2 separate regions of the Homo sapiens genome follow, and region 1 is linked to region 2. Evidence: read pairs that join two places in POLR2A ChIA-PET (ENCODE). Cell type or tissue: IMR-90. All regions are shown on one strand.

Region 1 (5,000 bases), 340 kb before region 2:
CTCTGACATTTAATTCTTCCAAACTGCAAGCTATATCCATTCTATAGACATATTCTAAACAAGTTTTTAGTCATTTCAGGATAATAAGTTTCATTATGTAAATACACATAAAGGAAAACAGAAACCCAACTTTTCAAAAGTTCATGAAATTTTCAACTTAGAAAATTAATATTTGCAAATGTCTTTTTCTATAAGCTAGTTTTTAATTTTTTTTTTCTTGTTTCCAATAAGGCTGGATATAGCCAGTTTTTTAAGTACGAAATTAATTGTTAAAATTATTATAAGTGCTGATTCTCCTTCTCAGGAGCATAATAAACTATGCCTTGATATAACTAGATTGCAGTGAATGGAAGAATATATTTGTAAATTATAGATCTGATAAGGGACTTGTATATATTTGCAAATCATAGATCTGATAAGGGACTTGTATATATTTGCAAATCATAGATCTGATAAGGGACTTGTATATATTTGCAAATCATAGATCTGATAAGGGACTTGTATCTAGAATATATAAAGAACTCCTACAACTTAGCAAGAAAAAGACAAATAACCCAATTAAATACTGAGCAAAGGATGTGAATAAACATTTTTCCAATATTTACACACGGTCAATGAACACATGTAAAGATGTTTAACTTCATTAGCCATCAGGGAAATGCAAATCTAAAGCACAATGAAATACCTCTTCACACTCACTGTAATGGCTCCACTAAAAAGGACAACAATGGATGCTGGCAAGAATGTAGACAAATTGGAAGCCTCATACACCGCTGGTAGAAATATGAAACACTGCAGCCATTTTAACAGTCTGGCAGTTTCTCAAAAGGTTAAATATAGGCACCACATGATTCAGCAATTCCACTCCGAGGTATTTGTCCAAGGAAAATAAAACATTTGTCTACACAAAACCTGTACATGAATTGTCATAACATTATTCATAATAGCTAAAACATAGAAACAATCCAAGCGTCCATCAAAAGATAATTGGATGTATAAACAAAATGTGACATACATCCATACAATGGAATATGGACAGAAAAAGAAAGTAAGCACCAACACATGCTGCAACATGCATGAATCTTGAAAACATGCTAAGTGAAATTCAGTGCATATAAAATATCCAGAACAGGTCAATAAAAAAAGACAGGTGATAGACTGACAGTTGCCAAGGGCTGGGGGCAGGGAGGGTGGTGGGAAATAGACAATGATTGCTAATGGGTATGAAGTTTCTTTCTGGGGTGATGAAAATCTAAAATAAATTTTGATGATGTTCTGCACAACTCTGTGAATGTACTACAAACCACTGAGCTGTATACATATATACAGCTTGTTCTGTCAAACAGGGTCTTGTTCTGTCACCAGGCTGGAGTGCAGTGGCACAATCCCAGCTCACTGTAGCCTCAACCTCCCAGGCTCAATCGATCCTCCACCTCAGCCTCCGAAGTAGCTGGGACTAAAAGTGCATGCCACCACACCCAGTTAATTTTTTGTAGAGAAGGGGTTTCACCATGTTGCCCAGGCTGGTCTCCAACTCTTGAGCTCAAGCAATCCGCCTGCCTTGGCCTCCCAAAATGCTGGGATTACAAGTGTGAGCCACCATACAAGGCCCTTGAGCTATATACTTTAATCAGGTATGTGACTATCTCGATAAAGTTGTTATTTAAAAAAAAATACCTGGGGCCAGGCACAGTGACTCATACCTGTAATCCCAAAGCTTTGGGAGGCTGAGGCAGGAGGATATCTTGAGGGCAGGAGTTCAAGATCAGTCTGGGCAACACAGCAAGAAACCCATCTCTACAAAAAAATATTTTTTTAATTAGCTAGGCATGGTGGCGTACACCTGTAGTCCCAGCTATTCAAGAGGCTGAGGTGGGAGAAGTGCTTGAGTTCAAGGCTACAGTGAGCAATGACTGCACCACTCCACTGCAACCTTGGTGACACAGTGACAACCATCTCAAAAAAAAAAAAAAAAAAAAAGATACTTGGTTATGAAGCTCCACAGAAATCTGAACCATTATTTTTTTAAAACTAAAACCTTCAACCTCAATGTCTTACAAATGTTACATATTCAAACATTGGTATTTATTAACTGTGATATGTTATGAATAATTCAAGGACAGCACATCTTTACTAGCCTTTTGTGAGATACTATCATATAGTATAAATTATACTAAGAGGAAAATATTAATACTAAAATATGCCATATCTTGAAATTCATTCATTTTATATCAAAACAAACTCCATGAGATGGCATTGTCTACAAAGGGGTATCCAATCTTTCGGTTTCCCTGAGCCTAACTGGAAGAAGAAGAACTGTCTTGGGCCACACATAAAACACACAATAGCTGATGAGCAAAAAAAAAAAAAAAAGGCAAAAAATATCTCATGTTTTAAGAAAGTTCACGAATTTTTGTTGGGCTGCATTCAAAGCCATCCTGGGCCACACGCAGCCCAGGAGTTGGACAAGCTTAGTCTACAATTTCAAAGAAGTAACTTGCTGAGGTAACATATTTACTAGGTAAGGAAACAATTTGTATCAAGTCTGATTCTAAAGTTAATTTTCCTTTCTACTAACCATGCTGCCTACCTAAGTGGAATGAACTAGATTGTGAAAACATGGATTCAAGTTAAAGTCTGGGATTGCCCTTCCTAGCTGTTTGCCTACTTCCTTTTTTTCATCTGTAAATCCCAAAGGAACATAAAAAAAATCAAAATGAAATAAGAATGGGAAGTATTTTTGCCTACTATAAAATTTTATTAAAACTTAATAAAATCCTATTATTGAGGCTGGACACGATGGTTCGTGCCTGTAATCTCAGCACTTTGGGAGGCCAAGGTGGGAAGATCACGAGGTCAGGAGTTCAAGACCAGCCTGGCCAACATGGTAAAACCCCATCTCTACTAAAAATACAAAAAATTAGCTGGGCATGGTGGCGCATGCCTGTAGTCCCAGCTACTCAGGAGGCTGAGGCAGGAGAATCACTTGAGCCTGGGAGGCAGAGGTTGCAGTGAGCCGAGATAAAATAAAAATAAATAAAACAAAATTCTATTATTTAAAATAAGCTTTAATTTCCTAGTTATGAAAATAAACTTGAAACATTAGAAAAAGTCATTTTCATAAACTGAAACTAAAAAGCTCAAAAAGCCACAAGGGTGGTCAGAAAAAATCCTTTCTTTACCTCTGAAACTACTTAGGTCCCCTTTTTCCTTATATACCAGAATCCTGACCTCTCTAGAAATGCCTGGATTGGTAATACAGTCAGCCCTCCATATTCACTGGGTTCCACATCTGTGGATTCAACCAACCAAGAATCGAAAATATTCAGAAAAAAAAAAAAACTGCAATTGGAGTAAACATGTACAGACTTTTTTTGTCATTTTTCCCTGAAGAATATAGTATAAAAACTATTTACATAGCATTTGCATTGTATTAGGTATTATAATAATCCAGAGATGAATTAAAGTACATGGAAGGGAGTGTGCAAAAGTTGCATGCAAATACTATCAGTATTTGAGCATCCACAGATTTTGGTATCCTCAGGAGGTCCTAGAATCAAACTCTCATGATACCAAGGGAGCATAGCACTGTAGATAAAAACAGAACTACATGGGTTTAGCCATCACTACACCACAAATGCAAATGGAAATGGAAAAACCATGAGAAAGGGCAGGCTCACAGTTTTTCACCCAGAATTGTAGCTATAATAAAAGCAACAATATTAAGAGGTCTACCTTCAACCTTGATATTTTCTTAATTAATCAACAAAATCCTATCAATTCTAAAAAGATATTATATGGCTATACATAAAATACCATGTAAAAATCATTTTTTAAAGATTAACAATGAGAAAATGCTCACAAAACATTGCTATGTGATAAAAACAAGACAAAAGAATTCACCAAGTACTCACTATGTCAGAAACTGTGGTAAGAGCTTTATATACCTTATCTTATTTGATCTTACAACAGCCCCTTAAGATATTTTATTACCACTTTAATGTGAAAAAACTAAGGCTTATCCTTCTGGGAAATGACACCCAAGGTTATGGAGCAGTAAATAAAAAACCTGGAATTTGAACCTATCCAAACCATCCATCTATCGAAAAATAAGTGCCCAGGCACTCATTTATAAAATAGAACAGTTACTCCAGAGCTCAGTATACCCTAATGACTGCATTACACTCTATAGATACAATTTTTGTTTACAAAAGAGTAAGCAAAGATGGGAAAGTGTCTCCATCCTCAGCCTGAGCTGAGACTCAGAGGTATCGGGGTAAGGCCACAGGAACAGAGGTGTGGGGGCTGGTGGTACTAGGATGAGAAACGCATCATGTCTGTATCAGTATTGGTGCTTGGACTCCTAGTTTGGCTCTATGGAGAGGGATGCTACAGGACAAGGTCTAAGTTGTTTTCATGAAGGAGTCTAAGACACAGTGACATACTTCTGTCATGCAAAACGGGGAATGTCACTGTCTCCATTCTTGAAGGGAACACAGCTTGATTTAAACATTGTGAGGATTGCAAGAAATGCAACACTACTCTGCCAGCTCCAGATTTTGCAACTTTGACATCAGAGGACCTACCCTGGGCAGGATGGTGGCAGAAGTTAAAGAGTAAGACACCATCCTCCAGGCACCATTTTGAGCATAGAAAATCAACCAGGAAGGAATAAAGGAGGAAAATGCAAGAAGAGTAAGCTTCTGGGAAACACCCTGGGACTTTGAGAAACAATTAGACAAAACATTAAAGAGAATTGGTGGTCCTGTTTCAACAAGAGGGGTGAAAAACCCAGTGATTTTAGTTATTCTCATCCTTTCATATCCACAGAAGTGGTGAGAATTGAACAGTATTTTAAAAACTGAAATAAAGTACCAGAATATTAACACATCTATCTCTGGGTGGTATAATTTCAAACGATTATTAAATGCCTTTACATTTTCTGTATTTTCCAAAAATTGTCCATAGTGAGCACCATAATTTTATAATCAGAAAAAGTT
Region 2 (5,000 bases):
TTTCCCCAACCTCTCTCCCCCTGCATTACTATGAAGCAAATCCTAGACAGCATATAACTTCGTAGGTAAATATCTTAGTTTTATTTTTTAAAAGATAGGCGCTCTTGAAAAAAAAAAAGCACAGTCATGGCATTATCACACTTAAAAATATTAATAATTACAAATGGATTTGTAATTATGATGCATCATACATTATATGATTATTTGATATCATCAAAAAAATAATATAATAGATGTTTGTTCACTTTTCCCTACTTGTCTTATAAAAAGATGTTGTTATTTGTTTTTGTTTGTTCATTTGAGTCAGGGTCCACACAAGGCCCGTACGTTGTAATTGATTACTGCATCTCTTAGGTCCCTTGTAATCTACAGGTTCTGTCTCATTTCTCTCTTTAAATAATTTTCCTCACCAGTATTTTGGAAAAGAAACTGGGTGGGTTGTCCTGCAGAGTTTCCCACATCTTGATCTTGCTGATGACATCTTTGTGGTGATATTTAACAGATTCCTGGTCCCCTGTGTTTTCTGTCAATCAGTAGTTGGATGTTGAATTTTGATTAAATTCACTATCAATTTCTTTTGGCAAGGCTACTTCATCGGTGGTGCTCTCTTTATCTAGCAGAAGGCACACTGTATTTGATTGTCCCTCTCTGAAATGTGAGCAGTCACTGGTCATTGCTTAGGTGCATTAATTCATTAGGAATTGCAAAATGGTGATAGACTAATTCTATATTCTGCCTTTTTTTGTTAATTAGGTAGAATGCTTCTCTACAGAGAAACTTTCTCTCATGATTATGCTGAGGCATAATTCTCATAGAAAAACATGATTAATATTCAATTCTTTACCCTTTACCTTCTTTTTTTTTTTTCACCAGTTCTCTAAATAATGTGCTGGTTCTGCAGCAACTTCTAAGGGTGACTATGGATGTTTTTAAATATCATGGATTTAAACATACTAGATATCATTTGTAAGTTATTAATTCTCAAATTATCTCATTTTTGGCCAGTAGGAGTCTCTTCATATTGGCTCCTGAGTTCATTTGACAGAATCCTAGTAATTTTTTATAGTTTCCTTGCTTTTTGATATGACAGATTCTCCAGGCTCATTTTGCACATTACCTGCCCCAGACATGAAATGAGTCACTTTGCCAAGGATCCTGGACTTCTTTTAGCAAGAAGTGGTATTTATAGATAGCAAACTAGGCACAAGGAGTGCTCAGTGCTTCTGGATTGCTGTTGCTAGGCCTTTCCTGTACTGATATGCATCATACAAGTAGTTTTTATTGAAATTCAGAATTCCAGGATTTTAGCTACCATCATCTATCATATATATATATATATATATATATATATATACATGTTTCCTTTCTCCCATGTTGAAATTCCTGGTTTTCAATGACACCCACAAAATGATTCATTTGATTTATCCCAAACTACATTCACAACCATCTCAGGCTAACAATACTAACACTACCACCATTAGTATAATTATTATAAATAATTTGTTTTCTCCAGTTCTCTTTTTTTCTTATGCTATATCTTAGTAGGGATGTACAGTCACATAACTGTGCTTTGAAGCAGAGCTGAAGCACTTTAAAGCACTTTGAGAAGTTCTTCTCTATGTGGTTATGTCAATGACTGGTTACAAATTTCTGTTTCGTTTCATTTTACTTTGGATATTTAGGGAGTACTTTTTAAAACAAGATATGTTAAAAGAAGTCTCTGCCATCTCCACTCAATTTCCTCACTCCCACTATAAGTAACCACTTAACATTTTTACAGGTTTTCTATTGCATAGATATAGATATAGATATACAATGTTTCCTGTGGTTGTATGAGTTGTACTCACCACCTCACTTTTCTTGGCTAAATTGTAGTATATTATACAAATCATTTACCATTTTGCTTTCACTTTTTAAACCAATAATGTAACCTGGATCACAAAAAAATGGATTCAAATCCCACCCATGCCACTTACTAGCTATGTGACCTTGGGCCTGTATCTTAAATGCTCTGAGCCTAGTTTCCCTATTTGTAACATCAGAACAATAATATCCACCACCTAGGGTTGTTGAAACGGTTATGTGTGCAAGTGTGAACATGGCAGGTGACATAGAGTAGGTGCTCAATGTATAGTAGCTCTAATGGTTTTATGGATGTTATAATGCTTAATAATTTTTATGCACTTCTCATTTGATGAGAGCCTTGTTCTTTCCCATCAATGTCACATAGTGAAGCCTAAGAGGGGTAGGTGGGGAATTTGAGAATCATTGAATGAGGACTCGAAGAATTAGAATGTTAATACAGTCAAGAACCCTTAGAGACCTGAACAATTGTCCTGCTTATTCTACAGGAAGAGAAATAGATACACAGAGTGACAAAGCAATTTGCCCAAGGTCACAAACCAGGGTGGGGAAGTCTGCTGTTGATGCCTTGTTCAATTATTTTTCAAGGTAACTTTTCTCTAAAACAAAGTTCATCTTCTGCTGTTCATAGAAGTTTCTCTGTGCATTCCTGCGTTCTCTCTGTAAAAGGAGAAACCGGGTGAGGGACGGGTCAGAGAAACTATGCCTTGAAGAAGCGTTTCTTCACCCTCTTGGTATGTAAACACAGCAACAGTCACTGAGGCTGATCCCTATCAGTGAGTAAGGTCTCATTAATACAGTCAGCAGGGGATCCTGGAGATAAAGAAGTTCAAGGAACAGTGCCTTGCCCTCAGGGGGCTTTACAACTATTAAGACAACGTCAAGCTTATTTGAAAACCAAACATGGCAGCAAAAATATGTGGCAGTGTTTAAAATAATCGTTCCTTTTAATGACTTTGTTTTATTTTCATTACAATAACCCTAGGAGATGGCCACTATCCTTGCATCTCTTTTACATGTTAGAAAACTAAGGTTTAAGTAGATTTTTGTGACTCTCCCAAAGTTATACAGCTAATGAGCAGAAAAGCTGCTTTTGAATTCAGGTATGTCTGACTCCAGCTCCTGTGCCCTTTAAACAGATGCTAACAGGGGTGTGATGCATTTCCACTTCAATCCGTTGGTTTTGAGACAAAGAGAAGGATAAAACCTGATAGGGTATTCCAGAACAGTTTGCAATCATTTGATATTTTATTCATCCACTCATTCATTCATCCATTATTTATTCTTTGCTTACTAAGTGCCTTAAGAATCTGAATGCCAAAGCCAGCCTGGGTTTGAATGCTGACTCTACCACTTATTGGTAAGAAGGTGACTTTCCTTCCCTGTGCCTCAGTTTCCTCATTAGGATAAAGAGAATAATAGTAACTACCGTATGGGCTGTTACGAGATTTAAATGAGTTAATATGTAAAAACACTTACATATAGAGCTTTATAATTGCCACTTGTGCCTCTGCTGCTGCTACTGAGCTTTATGCTTGGTGATTTGTATTTTAATGTTAAGAACCAGCAGTCCTGGATACTGCTTTAGCTCTGCCACCAGTGAGCCACGTGATCATGGGCAAGTTATCTTTAAAGTTTCTCCACCTCTGATTTTCTTTTTTGTTTTATTATTAATATTATTTTTATTTTTATTTTTTTTGAGACAGGATCTGGATCTGTCACCCAGGCTGGAATGCAGTGGCACAATCACAGGTCACTCAGCCCCAAATGCCTGAGCTCAGGTGATACTCCCACCTCAGCCTCCTGAGTAGCTGGGACTGCAGGTATGCACCACTGTGCTCAGCTAATCTTCATTTTAACTTCTTTTAGAGACAGGGTCTCACTATGTTGCCCATTTTGGAGTGCAATGGTGCAATCATAGCTTACCGCAGCCTCAGCCTCCTGAGTAGCTGGGACTAACAGTATCCACCACTACAATCAGCTATTTTTTTAAAACTTTTTTTTTTAGAGACAGGGTCCCACTGTGTGGCCCAGCTTCAACCTCCTGGCCTCAAGTGATCCTCCTGCCTCAGCCTCCTGAGTAGCTGGGATTACGGTGCCTGGCCAACCTCCAAGTTTCAAGGTTTAGAGGGGTCTGTTTTCCCTCTTCTCCTTGTTACAAATGTGGGAACTGATCTTAAAAGCAGAGTCTTTTTTTTTTGTTTTTTGTTTTTTTTTTTTGAGACACAGTCTTGCTCTGTCACCCAGGCTGGAGTGCAGTGGCGCAATCTCAGCTCACTGCGACCTCCACCTCCCGGGTTCAAGTGGTTCTCCTGCCTCCAGAAGTCTCACTCTGTTGCTCAGGCTGGAGTGCTGTGGGACAATCTCAGTTCACTGCAACCTCCACCTCCCGGGTTCAAGCAATTCTCCTGCCTCAGCCTCCCAAGTAACTGGGATTATAGGCGCATGCCACCATGCCCGGCTAATTTTTGTATTTTTAGTAGAGATGGGGTTTCACCATGTTGGCCAGGCTGGTCTTGAACTCCTGGCAGCAAGTGATCCACCCGCCTTGGCCTCCCAAAGTGGTGGGATTACAGGCGTCAGCTACCACACCCAGCCACTAAAAGCAGAGTCTTTATAAGCTAGAAGCTAGTTTTTAAAATATCCTATTTTATTCTCAACAGATAGGAAAAGTGAGGCCAATGCATTTTCTATCTTGTGTTTCTCAAAGTGTGATCCTCAGACCTTCCACATTAGAACCATTTGGGCTGTTGGTTAAAAATACAGATTCCTGTGCCTCAGCCCTGAACTACTAAATCACAGCATCTGATGGTGGAACTTCAATAAGTAACTACCTGTTTAATATGGATCTCAGGTGACTATTGTGGGAACTCATGTTTGAAAACTGCTGGACAAGAGAGGAGAGAAAGAACCCCAGCTTTGAGTCAGGAACACTAGGGTAGGGCTCTCAAACTTGAATGTGCACATCAGTCAGTTGAGGATCTTGTTAAAATGCAGATTCAGATTCAAGAGGTCTGAGGTGGGGCCCAAGAGTCTGCATTTCTTTTTTTTTTTTTTTTTTTTTAAATTTGAGGCAGAGTCTCCCTCTGTTGCCCAGGCTGGAGTGCAGTGGTCCAATCTTGCCTCACTGCAACCTC

The links. ChIA-PET counts read pairs that join two places held together with the same protein. Peaks named below come from ENCODE experiments on the same cell type or tissue, not always from the same donor. Only the 100,000 strongest peaks of a DNase experiment are listed, where the experiment ranks them.
Region 1: POLR2A ChIA-PET joins it to region 2 with 5 read pairs; 1 of 35 experiments calls an interaction of 5 or more read pairs at or near these places.

Annotation. Positions count from the first base shown.
Region 1 is chr5:159,188,723-159,193,722 of GRCh38, forward strand. All of the region lies in intron 3 of RNF145 (ring finger protein 145), which reads right to left. Among named protein-coding and RNA genes, the nearest start is that of RNF145, 18 kb to the right of the region's middle. In IMR-90, no CTCF peak of the experiment used is centred here; no DNase peak of the experiment used is centred here; H3K27ac peaks cover 718 bases.
Region 2 is chr5:159,530,747-159,535,746 of GRCh38, forward strand. The region is part of intron 2 of LOC105377684 (a long non-coding RNA gene); the gene reads left to right. Among named protein-coding and RNA genes, the nearest start is that of LINC01845, 67 kb to the left of the region's middle. In IMR-90, a CTCF peak has its summit at 1,011; a DNase peak (open chromatin) is centred at 2,605; H3K27ac peaks cover 280 bases.